Regions from separate parts of the Homo sapiens genome. Here region 2 is linked to region 1. The links are chromatin loops, found by intact Hi-C in ENCODE. Cell type or tissue: CD4-positive, alpha-beta T cell. All regions are shown on one strand. Links, peaks and the distances in the headings refer to the core of each region. The heading gives the core; the rest is flanking DNA.

The links. Hi-C counts contacts between places; a loop is a spot of excess contacts. Peaks named below come from ENCODE experiments on the same cell type or tissue, not always from the same donor. Only the 100,000 strongest peaks of a DNase experiment are listed, where the experiment ranks them.
Region 2: a loop joins it to region 1, with 2.4 times the contacts of the local background. A loop is called at or near these places in 6 of 110 quality-filtered maps.

The regions. Positions count from the first base shown.
Region 1 is chr4:152,344,202-152,355,236 of GRCh38, forward strand. FBXW7 (F-box and WD repeat domain containing 7) reads right to left here. Exons shown (of 14, transcript NM_001349798.2): 5 at 5,841-5,923; 6 at 2,729-2,870. Among named protein-coding and RNA genes, the nearest start is that of FBXW7-AS1, 12 kb to the left of the region's middle. In CD4-positive, alpha-beta T cell, for the core only: CTCF peaks have their summits at 4,634 (motif pointing left) and 4,835; a DNase peak (open chromatin) is centred at 4,650.
Region 2 is chr4:152,058,813-152,069,847 of GRCh38, forward strand. No RefSeq gene overlaps it. Among named protein-coding and RNA genes, the nearest start is that of LINC02273, 36 kb to the right of the region's middle. In CD4-positive, alpha-beta T cell, for the core only: no CTCF peak of the experiment used is centred there; DNase peaks (open chromatin) are centred at 5,219 and 6,969.

The DNA.
Region 1 (11,035 bases), core at 1,101-9,100:
AGTAAGCCTTTAGGCAAGTGAATCATTTCTAGTTACTCTGGGACCAGCCCTGAAAATAAAGGGCAGTGTACAACAATGAGGCCTTGGGTGTGTCAGAGACAGACATGGTACTCAAAAGATGAAGGTCCTGATCTACCTGTCCAGTTGACCTTTTGTTGCTACAGATTTCTTTGCTACAGAATATTTATCTGAAAAAAATGTATATAATACTATACCTGCAGGGGTAATTCCACATGCTATTCCTGTTAACTAAGAACATGTTTTCTTCACTGCACCTACTCCTTTTACAGGACCAAAAGCTATTCTAACATTCTTTAGCTTATTGAATACAGTTTTTTTTTTTTTCACATTAACATTTCCGAAATTGGAATGCATCTAAAAAAACTATGGTGTCTCAGATTTGATGAAATACAGCATGCGGTAACATTTGGACATTTTATTTAAAAAGCATAAGCTAGCTAAACAAGCAAACGGTGTACAATGAACTCTCTAAAATATCCTGACTAAAATAAAGCTGAAATGCCTCTTCCTATAGATCAATACTACAGAGTCCCTTTAAAATTGAGAAATATCCTAGATAGCAAGCAAAGAATATTCAGGTATTCCAAAACGTTGGAAAAAATGAGCCCTACCACAGAAAAAGTAAATCTTACTCTGAACTACCTTCTGAAAAGAAATAAGCCTTTTCATATAAAATAAGCATTTTGGAGGTTATCTACAATGATGATAAAACTATTGCTAATAGTGTAATTTTCAATCATGTTGGTATTTTCTTATAAAAATGATATGAAATCAGTGAAATCATGTGATATGAAATCAGAATGATATATGCTGTTCACACTACATGCATGTGTTAGCATGGCAACATACAACCATATTCCTACCTCTTTGGCTTAATCAGAGATGATAAAAATCTTTAAATTATTTTTTTAAGGCTATACAAGTGTCCGAGTTTTATTTTCGCCTCTTATTGACGGATAAATTTCCTTTTAAAAGGATGGGACAAAATTAAAAATTTAGAATTCTGAGGGTGTGCATAGGAAAAAATAAAAATTAATTAACATTTTACAAACCATCATGAACCAGAGGCAAAATAACTCAGGAGGAAGGGTAGGAATAATCCCTGGGGAAAAGGTAAGTTTAATCAACAAATGACTATGAAAATGAAAACTTAAAAAAAATTCTTTGTAATTACAGTGGCTTATAACATTTTAATAACAATAAAATCTAACTTTCATTCCTCTAACCCAGATTCTTTAGTACCATTGACATTTTGGGCTGGATAATTCTTTGGCATGGAGATCGTCCTTTGTATTGCCTCTACTTACTAGATGCCAGCAGTGTCCTGCGCCCCATCCCCTCAGTTATAAAAATGAAAAATGTCTTGAGACACTTTTGTCTCAACGCGGGGAAAAACTAATCCCTGTTGAGAGCAAGGCTTAAATCTTTCAGTTACCAACCAAAAAAAGGTTATCCTAGTTTTGCAGAAATCACCTGAAGGGTAGAAAACAATTTTAAAAAACCATTTAAAAGCAATACTGCTCCAAGTTAGTTTTCTACCTACAGAAGAAAAAAATAGACACATTTATCTCATATTCATCTAGGTATTTAAAATATTAGGGTTTACAAAGTGAACACCTTAAAAATCTGAAACACTAAAAGTCAAGTAAAGTATCATCTTTACCAACGATTATTGCCTTATGCATTGATTAAATACCTAACCATTCAAGCAGCCAGAGGTAGGGTAGTATATTCTTTTTACATTACTATGGAGGCTAATATCAGATATTTTTTACTTTACATAATTTATATTATTTATTATTTGCAACAAATAATTGAGTAAGTACTTAATCCTTGCCATGTATTTTGCTAAACACTTGATGTATATGCATTATCTTACTGGAAGAAGAGATAAATCAATGTAATATCACTATCTTAGGTTATAAAGTTCATAATATTCAGGGTTTGGTTGTAACCAATCTTCCCTGTACACATCCAAAGAATATAAATACTATTAAAATATAGTAATCAGGATTCAAGCATGGTAAGCCATATACAAGCATGGCACTGAAGAAAAGAAGCTGTATTAACTCTAGCTAGAATGGTTCTTAAATTACTCTTAAATGCCTAACTTACAAGCAATGCAGTTTAGAAAACTAGACAACCCAGAAATTCAAACAAAGGAGAAGATGAAGGAAGGTCTTATTATTTAAAAAGCAATAAAAAAAATGTCAGTGCACAGTTACACAAATAAGTATTGGACTTTCTCAATTATGACATTCAAAAATTGAGTTCCCTTGTTTTTAATAGCATTTTTAAATTGAAATAAACAGCACATAACATTCACCATTTTCAAGTATATACTTCAGTGCTTCCCAGTATATTCACCTTGCTGTGCAACCATCGCTACTATCCAATTCCAGAACACTTCCATCACCCCAAAAGGACAATCTGTACCTACTGGCAGTTAGTCCTTCTCCTCCCCTCATTGTCAGGCAACCATTAATCTACTTTCTGTCTCTATGGATTTGCCTATTCTGGACATTTCATATAAAGAGAATCAACATGTGGCCTTTTGTGTCTGGCTTCTTTCACTTGGCAGAATGATTTCAAAATTCATCCACAGTATACTATGTAACAGTGTTTCCTTCTTTTTTTACGGATGAATAATCCCTTATTTTGCAGCAATTAAGTGAGGCATTTCAAGTACTATGTTTAGATATGTCACCTGAAACATTTTTAGCCATTCCTGGAGGCCTGTAGGTGGCTGGACAGATGTAATTCGGCGTCGTTGTTGCCCTTGGCCATTGGCTGCTCTGAGGTCCCCAAAAGTTGTTGGTGTTGCTGAACATGGTACAAGCCCAGTGGTACTACAAAAAAAAAAAAAAGAGAGAGAGAAAGGATAAAAGGAAAAAAACAAAAGTGAAAGCAAAGATAGATACTTATTAATAATAGATTCTAGTACAAAGAATGATGATCTGGCATATTTCAAACATCAATTAATTACCTTTCTTCCCAGAGATCACAGGTACACAAAACCTATTTGCTATTCTTACAGTAAGTTTCCTCCCTCCTATATAACGCCTGTTATTATCCCAGAAATGCTAATTGCAACCAAATAACAGAATCTCCATGACAAAACTGCAAGTTGTTAATATATACAAATAAAGTTAAAATATTTCCTTAGAACATACAAGTCCCACTTCTCCTATGACTGGTCTTTGGTGACATAAGTAAAGTTTAAATTTTCTTTATAAAAAGGGTTGTGATACTTTATTAAAGCTTTAAAAAACTCAGACATAGAAATACTATGTTCAAATGTTTTGAATTTCAAGAATCACATTATTCCTTAAGTTTGCCTCAGATGCCTTCAAAATTGTCTATAATATTTCTAATTTTTTACTGCTATTTATAAAGTTTGGTCTGAATAGTTGACAGGACTCAGTCTTGATTAGAAATACATTTATTCAAAACAGGTAAGTATTAAGAACTTATATGCAAAACTAAATAAGATCATCTAAACATTTTTATACAATAATTTAAATTTTGAGATTTAACTGTCTCAAACAAACTTGAAATTCAATTCTGCCACTAGTAAAATGAGGACGACTAGATGATCTCTCTAAAACTAACTACCCTAAAAATGACCAATTAATAGCAGAAAGAATATATAACTATATTACTAACGTATTAAACTTTCCTTTCTAATTTCTGCATGTAATTAAACTAAACTCAAGGTAAATATTGGGTATCCATTTTAAAGACCTTGGAAAAAAAGCAGCAGGAAGGTCTGGTTTAACAAAATTATATTTGAAAAGAAATTCTCACTCAATTCATTGAGCTATGTTGATTAATTATTTTAAATTCAAAGAACACTTACAAATTGCATCGTAATAGTTAACAATCAAACTCTGATAAATTACTAATGAAACAACTCCTCCAGCTGTTTTTTTCTATCCAGCATTATTTTGTTAAAAAATGTATCTCAGTCACCAGATTTTACAGAAAAGTCTTCTTATCTACTCCCTTTAAATCCTCTAATAGTATAAATCGAAGACAATCTTTAACATTCAGCAATTAAATCTATCTTTTCTTCTTTCAAATTCAAAGGTAAGTTCTATTTTCTTTTCCTCCAAAATAAAATAGGATATGTTTATAACAAATTTTTGATGGAAAAATCATAGTTTTATCTTATTAGCAAATCTGTCAAAAATATCACAAAATACCAAATATATACCTTCCTAACCGAGAGTCTCCAGAAAAACATGGAAATAAATATGCTGTTTGGTCTAATTTTGCTTTAATAAAATTATATATTAACAGGCTAAAAATAAAACTTCTGCCTTTTCAGTTGCTTTGTCAATATAAAAAGTGAGCAACTAAAGACAAATTTTACTAAAATGTGTTCTGTAATAAAAATTCAGCACTCATTTATTCTAAGCTGCCTTAAAAACAAGTGAACAATGTAATACCTTTGTCCTGGTATCAGCCATATTAATAGAAGACTGATACATTTAAAAAATAGCATTAACAGTTAGTTTAACATTAAATGCAAATTTCTCATCCAAGAAATACTTTATCATGACTAGAAGGGAAAAGCAAAATGAAGTGAATAGTTTCACTTGTCTCTCTATCCCTCCACACCCTCTGGTGGAAGTGCCAAAACACAGTAAAACTGTCAAAAGGCAAAGAGTAACAGGAAGGGGGACAGTTAACATAAGAAAAATCACACCGAAAAGCAGCTCCTGAATAAGAGATAGCTTTATTTTTCTTTTCTGTGTTATCTCTTCACTTTTTGAATGTAAGACTATTCCAATTATGATGATTTTCAAATTTCATAAAGCAGCATTTGAAAGAAATATTTTTTACAACTGAAATAAAAACAAGCTATTTCTCTGTAAGAGGCACAATCTGCAACAATGTTCAATAAAAAAATTATATCTGAGCAATGTTAATTTTAGTGCATCTTATAGAATAAAAATAACTAAATTGAAATATTTTGAGAGAAAGGAAGAAATGTCATAACCATGAAGTTCTTATGGTTTCTACTGTTAACTTTCAATCACTTATTTTAAAAACTGGCAATTATACAAAAAATTCTGTTTTAAAGACCAAAAAAAAAAGCTCTAAGATACTTCTGTCATTTAAATTTTAAAATACGACATTCCAAGTGACATTCAAAGCCACTTTTAATTGGCTGGGCAATAGACATTGTGCTTAAGTTAGCCTAATAACTGTGAGAGTGGGAAAAGTTTTATACTGATGTAAAATCCAAAAATAATGGGGACTGAAGTAGAAAAAGATTACAATTATGTTTCATTGTTATGGAAACTATTCTACTGGTATAGAAAAGAAATGTATGTGTTAAAAACTTAAGACCTACCAAGCCCATAAAAGAAAATTTCTAACACATTAATTTCATGAAATAAGATTGAGTTAGTAATTGTTTTACTTCACTGCTAATAAATGTATCTTCAAATTTCCATACATAAATGTCTACCCTAGAACAGCTGTTCCTATAGTAACAAGACACAGGGGCTCATATTCATATTTTATGGTTTACTTTTTAGAATTCCTTAAAAATTGTAATTTTAAATTTTTGTTCACAAGATAATTTCTGCTTGTGTCCTACTTCAAAATGTATTAGTAACAAAACATAAACTAAGGTGGCATTCCTCTTATTTAAAATGATATAGTTCTCAATTTCCGGTAATCTCAAAATGTGTTAAACAGTCAACCGTACTAGTAACATTATTATTCTACAAGAATAAACTAAAACACTTTCAGAATCAACTCTAAAAAACTGAGAATCATGAGATAATCATTATATTTAATATTACCTTGTATATTCTGAGACTTTGCATGGTTTCTTTCCCAAAGAAAAAGAGCGGACCTCAGAACCATGGTCCAACTTTCTTTTCATCTATAAGGTAAAACAAACAAGATATGTTTTTTAAAAATCGTCTAACTATCAAATCTTGAGTCAGCATGGTTAATATTTTAAATTCTTAAATTTTCATATGCCTACAATGTTAATTAAATATATAAAATAAATGTTTCATAGTTTCTTCTATTTGTTCTACTTTGTTTTACTCTGAATGGAATGGAAAGGTGAATTTTCCCCCCTAATATTTTATCCAGAAGAACAGTGTGTGATGATTTGAAAACTGATATTCATTATATATATATATTCCTTGAGATAATATATCTTTCATGTTTTCCAATTTAATAACCAACATAGGGAAAAATCTCAAGTTAATCCACACAGAAAATAATCATATTTAACGTGCCTTCCTCGTGAATCATTTTTCTTTAAAAACATGTTTTTAATAAAGATAAAATTCAAAATTGTAAAATCAGAAATAATTATGAAAGTAACAAACTCAATTTTAAACACTCATACCATTATAAGAGGGTAAAGAGCAGTATAAATAATCTTGAATAGTGATAAGGCATAAAGCAATTAATATGGGCAATAAGGACAGTTTTAAAAAGTAAATCAATAATAAGAGAAATCTGGAGATAGTATAATAACGCTGAGGGGAAAGTTGTCAATTGATATATATACAGAATATAGCTCTATTGACAGATACTCAGGACAAAATATTCTAATTTGAAAAGCAACAACAGAAAGGTTTTAAAAGAATCAGTTATGCCTCTTCTATAAGGTGTATCCAAAATCTACATTTTAAGGTGTTTCATTATGCCATGTTATACTATAAATATATTCAGAATTGTTTCTTGTCAACATCAATATTGAAATATTCTCATTTGACTATATGTATATTTTAAAACTAGAAAATAAAATCTGGTAAGATTTGACTTTTTCCATTTCAACAACCCCTTTTTAAGATTTGTGTCCACTAATTAATCACTGTATTACTGCAAGTTATAGGAGGAAAAACACTCCAAAGTGATAGAGAGCTATCCTCATGTTTATAAGTAGGTAAAAATCCTTGCTTTGCAGCAGCCTTATTTTCCTACCTCTTGCCTTACATGGGAACATCATAACATAGCATGATACAATATAAATACTAAAGAGACTTAAAATGTTTTAGAGCCACACTGAATAATAAAGACCATGTTTTTGTCATCACGAAGAGTTTTCTAAAATACTAGGATGATCTTACGACATTAGGGGCTAGAGGTGAGGGTACAACAAGCTCACCTACAATTTATACCTTAGTTCATGCCATACCTACTGGAAAGAAATGGAATTGATCTGGCTGGTTTCTTCCCTTTAGAAGTTTATATACTCATTACATTGTTTTAAAGTGATTCCTCTCAGAAACCATTATTTTCTTTCTCCAAATAATTTTATTAAAAAGCAAATATAAATATAAAAGCTGAAGTATATAGGTAGCCACGTGTTTCCGTGTATATAATTTATAGATACACACATATATATATAAACATACATGCAAATGAATCCATCAGGAAGGTCAGTCAGTACAGACTATGTTAAAATCTAGTTTTTTGATAACTTCCACAAATTCTTATCTTCATAATTAGGAGAAACTTTGATATTTATTCTAATTAAGTTTGTAATACTGGCTTTCAGAACTTCCCAGGATACCTTGTAAAAAACATTGGTGCAAATACCATTTGCCACTAAAAGCAAACTTTATTTCCATCTTAGAAATCCTTCAATGAATAAACATGCCCCAAAATGTGTATCAAGGAAACCACTGAGAAAGGATTTTATTTTAAAAATATTTTATAAAGGAAAGCACCTTCTGTATGACTATAGAAGTCTTTTAAATACTGTACTGTTTACTGAAAATACTGACTTCAGAACCAAAAATTAATTCTGCAATTTTTGAGGGGTACAGAAAGTAAACATGATCTCTTTAAATATAAATCCCAAATAGTCTCATGATTCTATACTTTTAAAGAGTCAACTAATGAAAAAAGAAAAACTGTATACAAGGTATAGAAAAATTGAAGGCAAAAGGTTCACTAAAAGCCAACTAAGGATAGAGTATTTCCAGGTCAGCATTTAACAGAGCCACATTTCTAAAGTCTCAATGTATTTTTAGTGAAAAATTCTCAGATTAAAATATACATTTTATCTTAAATTTAAAGCTTTTTCCAGCTCACAGTCTTTCCGTTATTTGCTTACATTCATGATATAAAACAGAATACCAGACATCCAGCCACCCACCAAAATTAGAGGATACTGCAGCCATCTCTGATGATACAGATTTTCCTTCTCAGGCAGGCATACACACACAATCACATAGCATAGGAAGAAAACAGCTTACTTACTTTGTAAAAAATCATTTTTAATGTGCCGTAGAAACCCATATTTTCTGTATTTTTCCCCTTCAGTGATTCTGTGCCCCCGTGTGTCCGGCTGCTTGGCAGTCTCTGACAATATAAACCTTTTTCAGGTAGGTATGTCACAGATTCTAATGTGGACATGCTCAGGCACGTCAGAAAAGGAAGATTAGGGAGCAGAACCGGCAACAAAACTCCACAGTAAAGGCAAATGCAGCTCAGTATCAAACCGCTTCTCGGGACACACATACATACATGCAGCTTGACTGAGAAGAACTCGAGGGAATAATGAGAGAGAACGGAGAAGATTATTGGAGGAGACTATGCCCTGTCAAAGCCTTGACTGAACAGATTCCTCCCTCAGCAGCAGAGGGATCAGATTACATCTTCCCTTGAACACAGAATGGTGCAGTCCAGGATTCAGCAATGCAGACTGCACATCAATTATATGGTGATCCGCTCCAGGGAACCCGTAAGAACACAACGCACTGAACAGAGGGAGGATGTGGGCAGCAGAGACCGCCCCCACACGACAGCCCCCTCTCCCCTTTCAAACTTTCAAGAGGTTATTTTTGTATTTTGTAAAACCTGCATTTTTGAAGAGTTTTAAATAGCAAGGAACATTTCCACAAATAAGTCTTTTCAGAAACATTTTGAAAATAGGATATATTTTCATACGGTCCCCCTGAACTGAGGCAAAGCATGCTATTTTCACTGTCATCCTACCGTAGTCCTGGCACAGACTAATCAGATTTTTCAAGTAGCTTGGATGGTACAAAACAGGCAATCCCGAAAAGAGAAATTAATATACTCTGGGGTTGACTGACAATAAAGTAAACTGGTTTGGAGCCGACAGCATTTGCAGAAATTATGTAATCTAAGTTATATTTCAAACTGCGTATTTTGGTATTGATTTAATAAAAACATTGCCTATGCTTTTCCATTTCAATCCTTTAAAACATAGTAATTTTCAGGGAAATTGCCATACACTTCATCAATTCTTACTAATCATAAGAATATCTTTGTAAGATTAACAAACTAGTACTACCTAAGTGTGTAAAGTTTGGCCAAAAGGCTATTTTATCCCCAAAAGAGCAAACACTGTGCTGGCTGGAGAGGCTTACTTTTATTTGCTAATTTAATCTGGAGTAAACAGGAGGCACTAGACTTCTATCTCCAAAATTATTTTGACAATCTATATTGCTTATCATTAAAAAGGCATTTTACATAATAAAGATGCCAAAGTTTGCCAGAAGGCAACATTTTTCCTGGAATGACTACTACACAAATCTAGATATTTCATCTTGCAACTTCCTTCACAACTACCTTCAGGGACAATTATAAGATTCCTTGAGCTAGAAAAGCCCATTATTAAGGTTCTAGTTAATTTACTCCTACCCTCCCCATTAGTGTTCTTTATTACAAGTAAATTGTGTGCCTATAGTTACCACTATTCGAAGTAAGTTTCTCCAGAAAAACAAAACAAAACAACCATTTGGACTTACTAACATTTTAATACTCTCTGCTATGGTGGTAAATGGCTTTCTTTAGTAAAATGGTTCTAAATACTGCATAAAGTAGTATCATAATTTTAAAAATAAAAATGTTTACCTTTATAACTAAGACATTATGTCAATGCAACATCTTTTACTTTAAAACATAAATGAAATTAAGATAACGTAAAATTTTATGAAGATGTACATCTTGAGTCTTCTAGAAATTATATTCTACTGTCTACTTATCTTTAAAAAAAATCTCCTACCTGGCTCTTAAATTAATTCTTACCCTCAGGAACAATATGTATATGTACTCAGCAGAAGTTAGTTATCTAAATAATCTCACTTCGAAGGGAAGCAAAAAAACAAAAAAATCTAATTGTTAGGAATGGACCCATAAACTCTTTTGTCAGAAGTTCTGAGGACTCAAGATTTAGGAAAGGGGGAAAAAAGGTGATTTTCCTCAATGTTCTGGGCTATGAGAACACCTGAAATTTCATCCAGAATTTGTCAGTGGTAACAAGTTTTCCATAAGACACGTGTAATACTAGTGCTATAATAGTATATACTTTGGCTTCAACTGAAATCATGTCCTATTTCTAGTTGAACTAACCTTTTCAAATTAAATCTACTCAGTTAAGAAGAGACCAACTTTAATGAAGTAGGGGATACTGTCTCAAAACCTAAAGAAAATATCTCTTAACTTTGTATATTCAAAGGACTGCTCCCATGGTTATATGGCTCCTACTTAGGGCTGTGAGTTACAGGAAAACCTGTTCCCTACAAATATTGTTTGTATGTGGGTACTGTCCTGTAGATCCATGTTTTATTACCAGGTTTGTATGCTTCAAACATCAAAATGATATACAAAAAATTCTACACTGAGAAGTCTTTCTACTACCACATATCCTCCATCTACCATGGTTCCCATTTGGGAATGATTTTTATTGTTTATCCTTTAAGTGAGAAATGCGAATGTTTATAAGTACTAATGAAGACCTTGTCTTCCCAAGTATTTAAACAATTCTCCCTAATATCTTATGATGTTAATTTGAACTGTGAAGAATCTGTCAAGCAAAACTAGTCAACTAAGCTTCTAACTGAATTTCAAATTAACAGAATAAAAATGATTTTCAACATTCTCTGACGTACTATCAATGAAAACTGTGATCTATTATATTACTGTCATCATAATCTTAATATGAACAAAGCAAATAAAATCACTTGCATTTCTATTTATACCACTCGGCTAAAATATA
Region 2 (11,035 bases), core at 1,987-9,986, 280 kb before region 1:
ACTTCTCTTCTATTCTTGAATTATTTCTATTTCTTCAGGGTGATGTTTTCAAGGCTTTTAAACTTTGATTGTCTATTGATATTTAAGAATAAGGAGTTAAGAATTAGGAGTTCTGGATACATGGATAGAACTTGTAGACTGGTAGACTCTGCTCTAGTATGGGTAGGCAGGAAACTGACTCTTGCTCTGGAGATGTCTAAAAGAAAGGATAAGAAGGACTGTTTTTGTGATATCAATAGTCATACCAGCTGTCCCAGTTTTTTCCAGACCATTTGTATAATTTCTTTAGAGAAAAACGAAGCTTTTTAGAAATGGTGGTAACTTCCTGGCTGTCATGCATTCTGTATGGGGGGAGGGTGGGCAATTGTTTTGTATACAAACCTTTAATCAATCTCTCTTTTCAGTTCCAGTCCTCAGTCCTCCCCTCTGCCTTGCCTGAAAGCTCAGGACCAGAACCTTTCCCAAATTCTGCAAGGCAGATTGACTTCATCCTTTATTGCAACCCCATCAAAATTTCTCACTTGCACTTTTTGGTTGTCAGAAATTTGCTAAAACCACTCATCCACTGATGGATCCCTTTCTTCATGCTCTTTACTGTTAGGGGTTCATGCCTTTTCCACCTTTGCTATTCTTTTTGTGAGGTGTCAGGGGGAAGGAGATGTGCTCAATTAAATGTCTTTAACAAGAAAATACTTGTCCCTTCCTCCCCTTTTATTATGAGTATAATGATGCCTTTTCTATGTATTTTTCTGGAAGAAAGTTCTGGTTGAACCCCAGTATCCCCTCTCCATTTGTAATAAATGCTCCCTTGTCAACCATCTTTAGCTGGCACCTGGCAACCTGGAATAATCTAACCTTCCTTGCAAATAGATGTGGCCATGTGACTGAGCTCTGGCCAAGTTGGTATAAATGGAAAGGTCTTATAGCAGCTGGAACTGTCTTTAAGAGACACTAAGCATATGCATTTGCTGTCTTATTCATTACTGCTCTCCCATCCTGCTCTCTGGACCGTAGATGTCACTATTTTGGGCCATGAGGTTGAGGTTACGTAAAGAGCCTACATATTTGGCACCATGGAGCCCAATACCAGCCCTAGACCTCTCATCTAAACTTGCATAGGACAGAAACATTTTGTTTTGCTTAAGGCAATGTTATTTTCAGTTTTCCTTCACCACAGTGAAACAAACGCTTAACTAATACAACCTTAGAAGTTATCTATGAGTTACTAAAAAGATGATAATTGTGAAAGTACCTTGTAAACCGTAAAGGGCAAATGTCAAATATTGTTATCATTCCTTGCACCAGATCAGATTTTGAGCGCATCTTCTGCACTAGTTACTTTTCAAGAGAATCCCCCTTAAATTATTTATTTTTGTCATCAATAGCTGGCATAGAATTCAATATATTTATTAAATTTTAGTATATTAAATGTATATTTTTATGTATTGAATAGATTTTAAATATATTGAAATTGTGGGATTCCCTTGAATATATTTTTTGAATATATTTTAAATATATTCGATATATTTATTAAATGAATATATTTTAAATATATTCGATATATTTATTAAATGAATATATTTTAAATATATTCGATATATTTATTAAATGAATATATTTTAAATATATTCGATACATTTATTAAATGAATATATTTTAAATATATTCAATACATTTATTAAATGAATATATTTTAAATATATTCAATACATTTATTAAATGAATATATTTTAAATATATTCAATATATTTATTAAATGAATATATTTATTAAGTCAATGTTAACATATTGAATAAATCATTTTAGTAAGTTATCACAGTTGACCCTTGAACAACGCAGGGGTTGGGAACACCAACACCCCATGTAGTCAAAAATCTGCATATAACTTTTGGCTTCCCCGAAACTTAAGTACTAATAGCCTACTTTTGACCAGAAGCCTTCCCAGTAACATAAATATTTGATTGATTTGTATGTTTTATGTATTATATATAACACATACAACATAATTTTTATATGTATTATATACCGTGTGCTTACAATAAAGTAAGCTAGAGAAAAGAAAATGCTATAGGAAAATCATAAGGAAAATATATTTACTTTTCATCAAGTGTAAGTGGATCATCATAAAGGTTTTCATCCTTATTGTCTTCACACTGAGCAGGCTGAGGAGGAGGAGGAAGAAGAGGAGGTAGTCTAGCTGTCCCAAGAATGGTAGAGACAGAAGAGGTAGAGGAGGTGGAAGGGGAGGCAGGAGGGGCAGGTATACTCGGTATAACTGCTATGGAAAAAAAATCCTTGTAAAAGTGCATCCACGTGTTCAAACTTGTGTTGTTTAAGGGTGAACTGTAGTTCTTTAAAATAATGTCAAAACCATAAAAAAGGCAAAAGAAAAGCGTTAAGATATTTTCAGTTCATTAATCTCCATAATAAAAATTTTCTAAAAATAGAAAAAAATCCCAAAAATTTGATAGAAAAAATGAGCCAAGAACAAGACATTGAAGACAAATGCAAATGGTCTTTAAATACGTGAGGAGGTTCACAACCTCACTGGCAATAAGATACATGCAAATGAAAAGTCACAGTAAAATAAAGTTTCCCATCTCCCAGATTAGCAGAAAACCAAAAGTTTGCTACCATCCTCTGTTGGTGAGACTGTGGGGACAGACATCCTCATACATGGTTGGTGAGAATGCAAAATGATGCTACTACTTCATGATAGGGAACCTGGCAATAGCTACCAAAATTGCAAAAACATTCACCCATTTACCCAGCACTCCTGCTTCTGGGAATCCACTCAGCATACCTGACATATGCACAAGGTTATTTATTACAGCAATGTAATGGCAAAAGACTGGAAGCAACCCAAATAATCATTGATGGGGGGCTATTTAAATAAATTATGGTGCAACATACAACAAAATACTATGCAGCAGTCAAAGAAAAACTGAAGAAGTTCTCTGAATGCCAATATGGAAAAAGTCCCAGGATGTTTTCTAAAGTGAGAAGTAAACAAATAATAGGATATATAGAATGCTATCTTTTGTGTAAGAAAAGAGGGGAATTAGAAATATGTACTGATATTGCCATAAAGAAAAAGTGTAAGGATAAAAATAGTTACCTAACAGGATGGAGAGAAACAGGGATAGGAGTGAGACTTCTTGCAGCCCCCTGGGCTGGGGGCTGATCTGTCACAGTCCCGTCCCCAGCTAGTCTCCAGGCCTCTTGTGATGGCTCTGCTTCCCAAGGCCTGGGTGGTTCAGGCTGGTATCCACTTCGTTTCACCAGTATAGATTACTGCTGTCCCTTGGGACTCACTCTAAGACTTTCTTTCCCTGTGTGGCATCCCCAGATCAGCTCATTGAGACCCATCTTTCCTCCAAATTTCTCAAATTGCTACCATATCCATTTGACAATCAGCCTTGAATGGCTTTGCAACATCTTTTTAATTGTTGTATTATTTATCTGGCTTCCTTTTTATTGCTTATCATACTTCATTTGTGTAAATACTTTTTATAGGAATGAGACTTTTTCGTTGTTTTTAAAATGTATGTATTAGGCTATTTTAACATGTCCATATGATGTATTTACTCTGTATGCCAGACACTATTCTAATACGAATATGAACTCGCTCAGTCCTCATAAGAACACTATGATGTATTCGACAGCATGTAACAGAAACAGTATTACTATTGTGAGGCACTGAGATGTAAAGTAACTTGCCCAAAATCACAGAGCTAGTGAGTGACAACGGGATTCAAACTGAGGTAGTTACTCCCTAATCTTCAGTATTGTTTTTTAAATGATCCTTTTTACCAAATACTTCTTTTTTTGAGACAGAGTCTTGCTCTGTCGCCCAGACTGGAGTGCAGTGGCACAATCTCAGCTCACTGCCACCTCTGCCTCCCAAGTTCAAGTGATTCTCCTGCCTCAGCCCCCCGAGTACCTGGAATTACAGGCATAAGCCACCACAGCCGGCTAATTTTTGTATTTTTAGTAGAGATGGGGTTGCGCCATGTTGGCCAGGCTAGTCTCGAATTCCTGACCTCAGGTGATCTGCCCACCTCTGCCTTCCAAAGTGCTGGGACTACAGGCATGAGCCACAGTGCCTGGCCCTTTTTACTGAATACTTCTAACCAGATAATGACTTCAAGTCATTAGGCTGAACTACTATCCCAGGCATAAACTCCAGGTAACCAAAAGAGATGAAGGCTGCTGAACTTCCATTGCTATTTGTTTATGAGTTTTTTAGTAGTGAATCCTTGCAAAATGCGTGCTGAGCAAATTTCCATTATGCTGACCCTTGTGGGTGGATTACAGTTTCAAAACCATAGTAGCTTCCTGTTGTCCTCCGGAATCTTAACTCCAGTCCTCTGGCTCTATATTTTTTTAAGTGGGCAGGTTGCTCAATGGAGTGATCTGATAGGGGAGCTCTTGCTGGAATAATGGGGTTCTCAGTGGGGTTGGTACTGTGCCCAAAGAGGCATTTGAAAATTTGGGAGAGCAGTTTTCTGGTCATCACAATGATTAAGTGACTACTGGCATTTAGTAGGCCACTGCCCAGGGCAGTCCCCATGATCAAGAATTGCCTGAGTCCCACACAACTTTGTTTATCCCTCTGGACAATACCTAGGTGAAAAACCTGTTTTTAATCATCTAGAACCTTAACAAACATTTTGGTCTGTTTGTTTTGGGGTTTTATTTTGGTTTGTTTACTTTAACATACACTGAATTTCCAAAGAATGTCACCACTGTGTAAATCAAGGGAAGAATTTTCTTCATTGCACTGGAACTTTATCAAAGGATTGTTTAATATTATAACATACCCTTAGGAGTCTACATTTGCAGCTGTCACATTCATGGGGATTTTATATGGGTCCAAGCATCGGAGCACTTCCTCATGTCTAGTAGTGTGGTCATTCACATGTTGAGGCACACAACTTATTGTAAGTTTCGATCATATCTCTCTTAACTATTACAGTTAAGAGATACGGATTTGTTTGCACTTACGTATGCATCTAGGTTATATTATCTCTGAATTTCACTTCAGGCAGGTAAGGAGGCATAATAAGTAGTTTTACAAGGGGCGTTGGGTCTGGCAGGTCAGATGATTGCCTCCTGTGCACACGTGTAGGAGACAGCATATGCACAGCAGATACACAGTACAGTAGTGACTGCACAAAACCAGAAGGGGAACCCTGCCCCAAGCACAGCCCGGCTTCATGATCGTGTTGCAGATAATGATCCAGTTGCTGCCTCGCCCTGTGAGCAGCTGCAGGAATCAGTCTGGCTGAGGGCGTGCTTTTCTCTGAGTCGCTGGAGTCAGCTTTGGCTTTGATTTACAAAAGCTGGCAATTTCACTGAGTATACGACAGATCAACAGCAGCCTTTTCCCGTGCAAAACACCTGGGAGAACTTCCTAATAGGCCTACCACACGGCTGTCACTTAATGAATATGTAACGGAAGTACAGTTTGATGGAAATAGGAGATTCTGGCCTATTTTTTCTGGGTTTTAGAAGAATGCTGATAAAATTCCATACCTCTGGCTTGGTTTTCCAACCATAAAGATGTTCCTGGTCTAACATATTATCCTCATCATCATCAACATCGCCATCATCATTATCAAAAAAGCACAATTTTGCCAAGTGTCTAATAGCTATTCATAGCAGCAGTGCCTGAGACTGCTCATCTTGATAATGCTGACTACGATCATTACAATTTTTATTATCCAACTCATTTATTCCACATTCAACAAATGTCTGTTGAACACCTAACCTATTATTTGCCAGAGACTGTGCCAGGAATGAATAAGCATATGTAGTTCCTACTTTTGTAGAATTCATAGATCCAGGGAAGAAATCAATAGTAATAATTACACAATTACATGTGCAGTTATGGCTAATTTAATTATGAAACAGGAGAAAAATTCCTTGGACACCCCCTAGGTACCTGAACTCTTCATTTTTGCATCCTACCCCCCAAGTTGCTTCTCCCCCAAAATCTGATCTGAGTTGTCTGCACAGAAAACTGAGTCATCCTAGCAATCACTTTTCTAACTTCTCATTCTTGACACCTAATTAATCACTGAGTGCTACTAATTTTACCTCCTCCACATTTTTCTAATGCCTCCCTTCCTCCCTATCCCCACAACCCTGTTTATCATCTGGCTGGACATTTGTAACAGCTTTGTAACAGGTCTCTCTGCCTTTAGTCTTGGCACTGGTGTTGATCAGGATTCAGTCGCAGAGAACAGAATTCACTCTATCCAGCTTAAGTAGATGGTGATTTGTTACAAGGTATTAAATGGCTTACAGAATTGCTGGAAAAGCTGAAGAAGCAGGTGGAGCTTTTGAAAATGGCTTTGGGAACCACATTGCAGAAACTGAGTGCATGGGATCTACTGCCTCTTTTATAATCCAGAAGCTGCATGTCAAACAAAGAAGCTTATGCCTGAGCTGCCAGCTCCAGAACCATGCCTCCATTGCCATAATCAGATGCCAGCGTGCTCAGAAAGCCATGGCAATTAGGAAACAGCCATGATTCAAAGAAACTGTGATCATGAAACCACGGCAGAAAAACCCAGCGCCTCTGTGAGCAAGGGGACCAGCAGAACCCCCAGGGGTGCAGCCTCGCTTCCACCTTCCAAATCCCGGGCAAATATTTCTGGTTGATAAAACCTAAATCATGTCCAGAACCCAAATTACACCCTAAAGGTGTAGTTTTGAGCTTCCTAGCTGCTGCAGAACTGCAGTAGAGGAAGGCTCCCTAGGAGAACTTTGAGATAGACATGGAGTGTGAACTGCTGTGATGGTTAATTGTAGGTGTCCACATGACTGAATTGAGGGATGGCTAGATGTCTGGTGAAGTGTGGCTTCTGGGTATGAGTGTTTCCAGGGGAGACTGAAGAGCGAGTCAGTGGATTCAGAGAGGAAGACATGCCCTCAATGTGGGCAGGCACCCTCTCATCGGCAGGGGGCCCAATTGGAACAGGCAGAAGGGAGATCTCTCTCTCTTTCTCTGTCTTCCTTCTGGTGTGGGATGCCTATTCTTCTCCTATTGTTGAACATCAGACTCCAGGTTCTTTGGCTTTCAGGCTCTGGGACTTGCACCAGCAGCTTCCCAGGGGGTTTTGGGCCTTCGGCCTCAGCTGGGGGCTTTACCATCTTTTTTTTACCTTTTGTGGTTCTGATCCTCCCAGACTTGGATTTGGACTGAGCCACACTACTGGCTGCTCTGGTCTTTGCAGACAGCTTATTATAGGGCTTCCCTTCCTCTTTGCATCAATTCCCTAATGAATCCCCTCTTGTATATCCTATTGGTTTTGTCTTTCTGGAGAACTCAGACTAATACAACCATGTTCCTCTTCAAGTCACCAGACTGATGTTTCTGAAATACAAATCTGACCATGTCATTCCTCTGCAGAAACTCTTTCCATGGTTCTCCATTGGCCATAAAATAATGTGCAAGTTCCAGCCCTCACATTTGACTCTCTTGTGACACCAAGGTGCACTCTGTGTGCTCTTTCAGGACCCATGTCCTTGTTCATGCTGTCTCCTCTGTCTGGAGTGCACGTCCCACCTCACCAGACAAACATTTACTCATCTGAGACTCAGGTCAGGCATACTAGGAAGTCCTTCTTGAATTGTATGGGCTATAGGTTACCACTGCAGCTTTCTGGACATGCCTATGTCTTGAAATCACCTGCCCATGTTTCTGTCTACACTATTATGTGTTCTCTGGGAGCAGTAACTGGGTGTCATTCATCTTTGTATTTTGAGTTTCCACACAGTGCCAGCTTCAAAAACATGCTAAATAAAAGTTTGCCAAACTGAAATGAATGATACTAAACTGTGTCTTCAGTTGAGTTACCTAGGAACAAGACTCAAAGGAAGAGTTCGCTTGCAGGAAATTTACTGGGACTGCCCTGGGACTCAATCCCTACAGCAGGGCAGGGAGAAAGAGGAGGAAGTGGAGGAATCAAGTCTGGGCATAGGGAGAAGTTGGATAGTGATGCAGTCGTGATGAGACCCCAGCTAGCTCCACAGTGAGCTCAAGAGCTGAAAGTCCCTGTAGAGCTGTCCTACCCTGAAGTAAGAGGTCCAGGCCTCTATAACCCCGTCAACTAGTTATTGGATGTTGTCTCCTTAGGGTCAATAGCTCCCTTCAAGTGGGGGGAAATTACTGCAAGGTGACTGCATCAACCAGAGTTTGGTCTCAGGAGAACCATTCAGTGGGAAGGTAAATGGAAAAATGGAGGGATGGATCGATAGATACATAGGTAGGTAGGTAGATAGATATATGGATGGATGGATGGATAGATAGATAGATAGATAGATAGATAGATAGATAGACAGATAGATAGATAGAATTGGAAATTTACTTGTTAAAGGGACATGACCTATGCAATCATTGGAACTGGTTATATAGTTTATCTGAGTCTGTTGTTTCTGTGTCTGGTGCTCAATCCTGAAGTCTGCAGGATAGGCAGTCAGAAGAGAAGACGGAAGTGAAGTGGAGAATGCAGGACAAACTAGAACCTGTGAAGCTGAGCTTCAACCCAACAGGATGTGCTGAACCCATGCCAGTCTCTCTATCTAAGGCACCATCTTGGCTAATGGCTGTGTGGAGAAGCTGGCACCCTTCGTCATGGCACTAAGAGCTGTCAGCCACCAACACTCCCAGTGTCTGGGGAAACGAGTGCCCTAGGACTGGAAAAGGGGATTGGGGTGGAGTACCACAGCAGCCACTCTATGATGTTGTTCACAGACCAGCACTTGGCAAGGTTCATTTTTTCTAGGGCCTCACATCCCAAGAATGACAAAATCTAGCTTGTGAAAACAGATAAAGCACAGTCAGTGAATATCAAATAATGCAATAAAAATAAAACTAGTTAATAAAAATCTTACCCTCATATGCTATGAAATTTCAGGTGGGTAGAAAGAAAATAAGGAACATCCAGGGACCAGAGAGAATTTTTAAAGAATTCACAAGATTGAAGGTGATAGTGAGAGGGAGGTCTGAGCTGTGGGGAAATGGGCAAGGAAACAAATTATAAAAATGTATGATGTGTTGTTGTTTTCATGGAGAATATACGAAGTAGGCTTTGAAGGATGAAAGTCTGGACAACACTAACTTAGAAATTCTGCCAATTAGTTGTGCATTTCCAGAAATCTATTCATTCTTCTTTTCTTTCCCACCTTCCTACTCCTTGGCCTTCGTCTTAGTCAAGGATAGCACAATGTTGCTCCTTCTCACTCCTTGCCCATGGCAGACATCACTAATCAATTGTGGCATTCCTTCCTGGGTGCCCAAATAAGATCTCATAATCCTCAGCATTGTATTCCAGGTAGCCACTGCCAATTGATGGTATGGAACTTAATAGCCATGCCTGCTCATAATCCATTGCATTCGTTTATACCTGACTTACAATTTCTTCTAAAAATGCCTGTTTCTCACACCATCTTTACCTGCTATAACAGACCTAAAACCCATGCCTGAGAACAAAAATTCTAGGCTCTATTCTGCATCCCTGGCCTTAATAAAATGAGGCAAAGTGAAAGGATTTGAGGCTTTTAAAGCCTGTTTCTCTGGCTATTTCACCATAGAACAGTCCCACTTCTTAGGGACATAGATTTAGGAAACAGGATCAGTACTAGCAAGAACAAAGGAAAGTGTGGCAAATAAATCCACCTGCCATTCTCAGAATAGAAACTATTCTTGAGAAGCAGGTTTTAGAAAGAAATTGGGGGAAAGGAAATATAAAATAACTATACATGCAAAAATGGTAGGGAAACTTCTGTTTTCATTAATAACAATTATGAAGAAGAGCTACTTATAGTTGTACCTTGCTTTCAGCAATGGATGCATATGAACTGAACTTTCGTAAATCAATCTATTGGCTTAGATGCTTGTTTCAGAATCCTTCATATCTGATTTATTACCTTAGTGCCTTAACAATGCATTAATAGTGCATTCCTCTGGCCTTGGTTCCCAATTAGTTTTCTGTAAGCAAGCATTTAAATGTTAAGGAATGTTAGGAAATCTCTTTGGAAGGCAAATGATTCAATTGAAGTGTAAGTAACCCCCTCAGTTTATCTAATATTGATATTACCTGCTGCTATTGTAGACATTTATATTTTTCAAAGTGCTACCACACTTAAATGTATTCGATCAGCCAAATGACTCTGTAGGGAGAGTGTGGGGTGGCCGTGGCTCCCACTTTCTGAAGAGGAAACAGGAAGTGTGTTTCATAAGTGCTTTGCTTACTGGAGTTCACATGGGTAGTTAGTGAGAGTTAAGACTTGGTCCCATGTCATCTGACACGTGGCCAAAACTATGTTTCCCATTAGCATGTACTATGTCAAGTGTCATGTCTGCTTGCTTATTTTTTGAGGTGACATCAGCTATATCAAGTTCTCTGAATTCAAGTATATTCCAAATGATCTGCTTATTGAGAAACTGAACTATGGTGCTATTCAATAGTTCTCAATATTTGGTGTTCATCAGACTTATCTAAGATGCTTTTTAAAAATGCAGGTGCTAGGCCGAGGCAGGCAGATCATGAGATCAAGAGATCGACACCATCCTGGCCAACATAGTGAAACCCCATCTCCACTAAAAATAAAAAAAATTTAGCCAGGCGTGGTGGCGTGCGCCTGTAGTCCCAGCTACTCAGAGGTTGAGGCAGGAGAATCACCTGCACCTGAGAGATGGAGGTTGCAGTGAGCCGAGATCATGCCACGGCACTCCGGCCTGGGTGACAGAGCGAGACTCAGTCTCAAAAAAAAAAAAAAAAAGCAGGTGCAGAGACCCACCTCAGACCTGTCAAATCTGAGTCTCTGGGGTGGTGGCAGGGAAAACATCTGCGCCTTAACAGGCTTTCCAGCCAATCCTAAAATACAGTCATGTTTGAAAACCACTGGTTAAACTACCTACATGGCTTCAGATAAGCACACATGACCATCATAGGCTTAGATAACACAGTAGCCAGACTCAGAGAGTTAACATGCAGCCATCGGCTAGAGATTATACGTATAG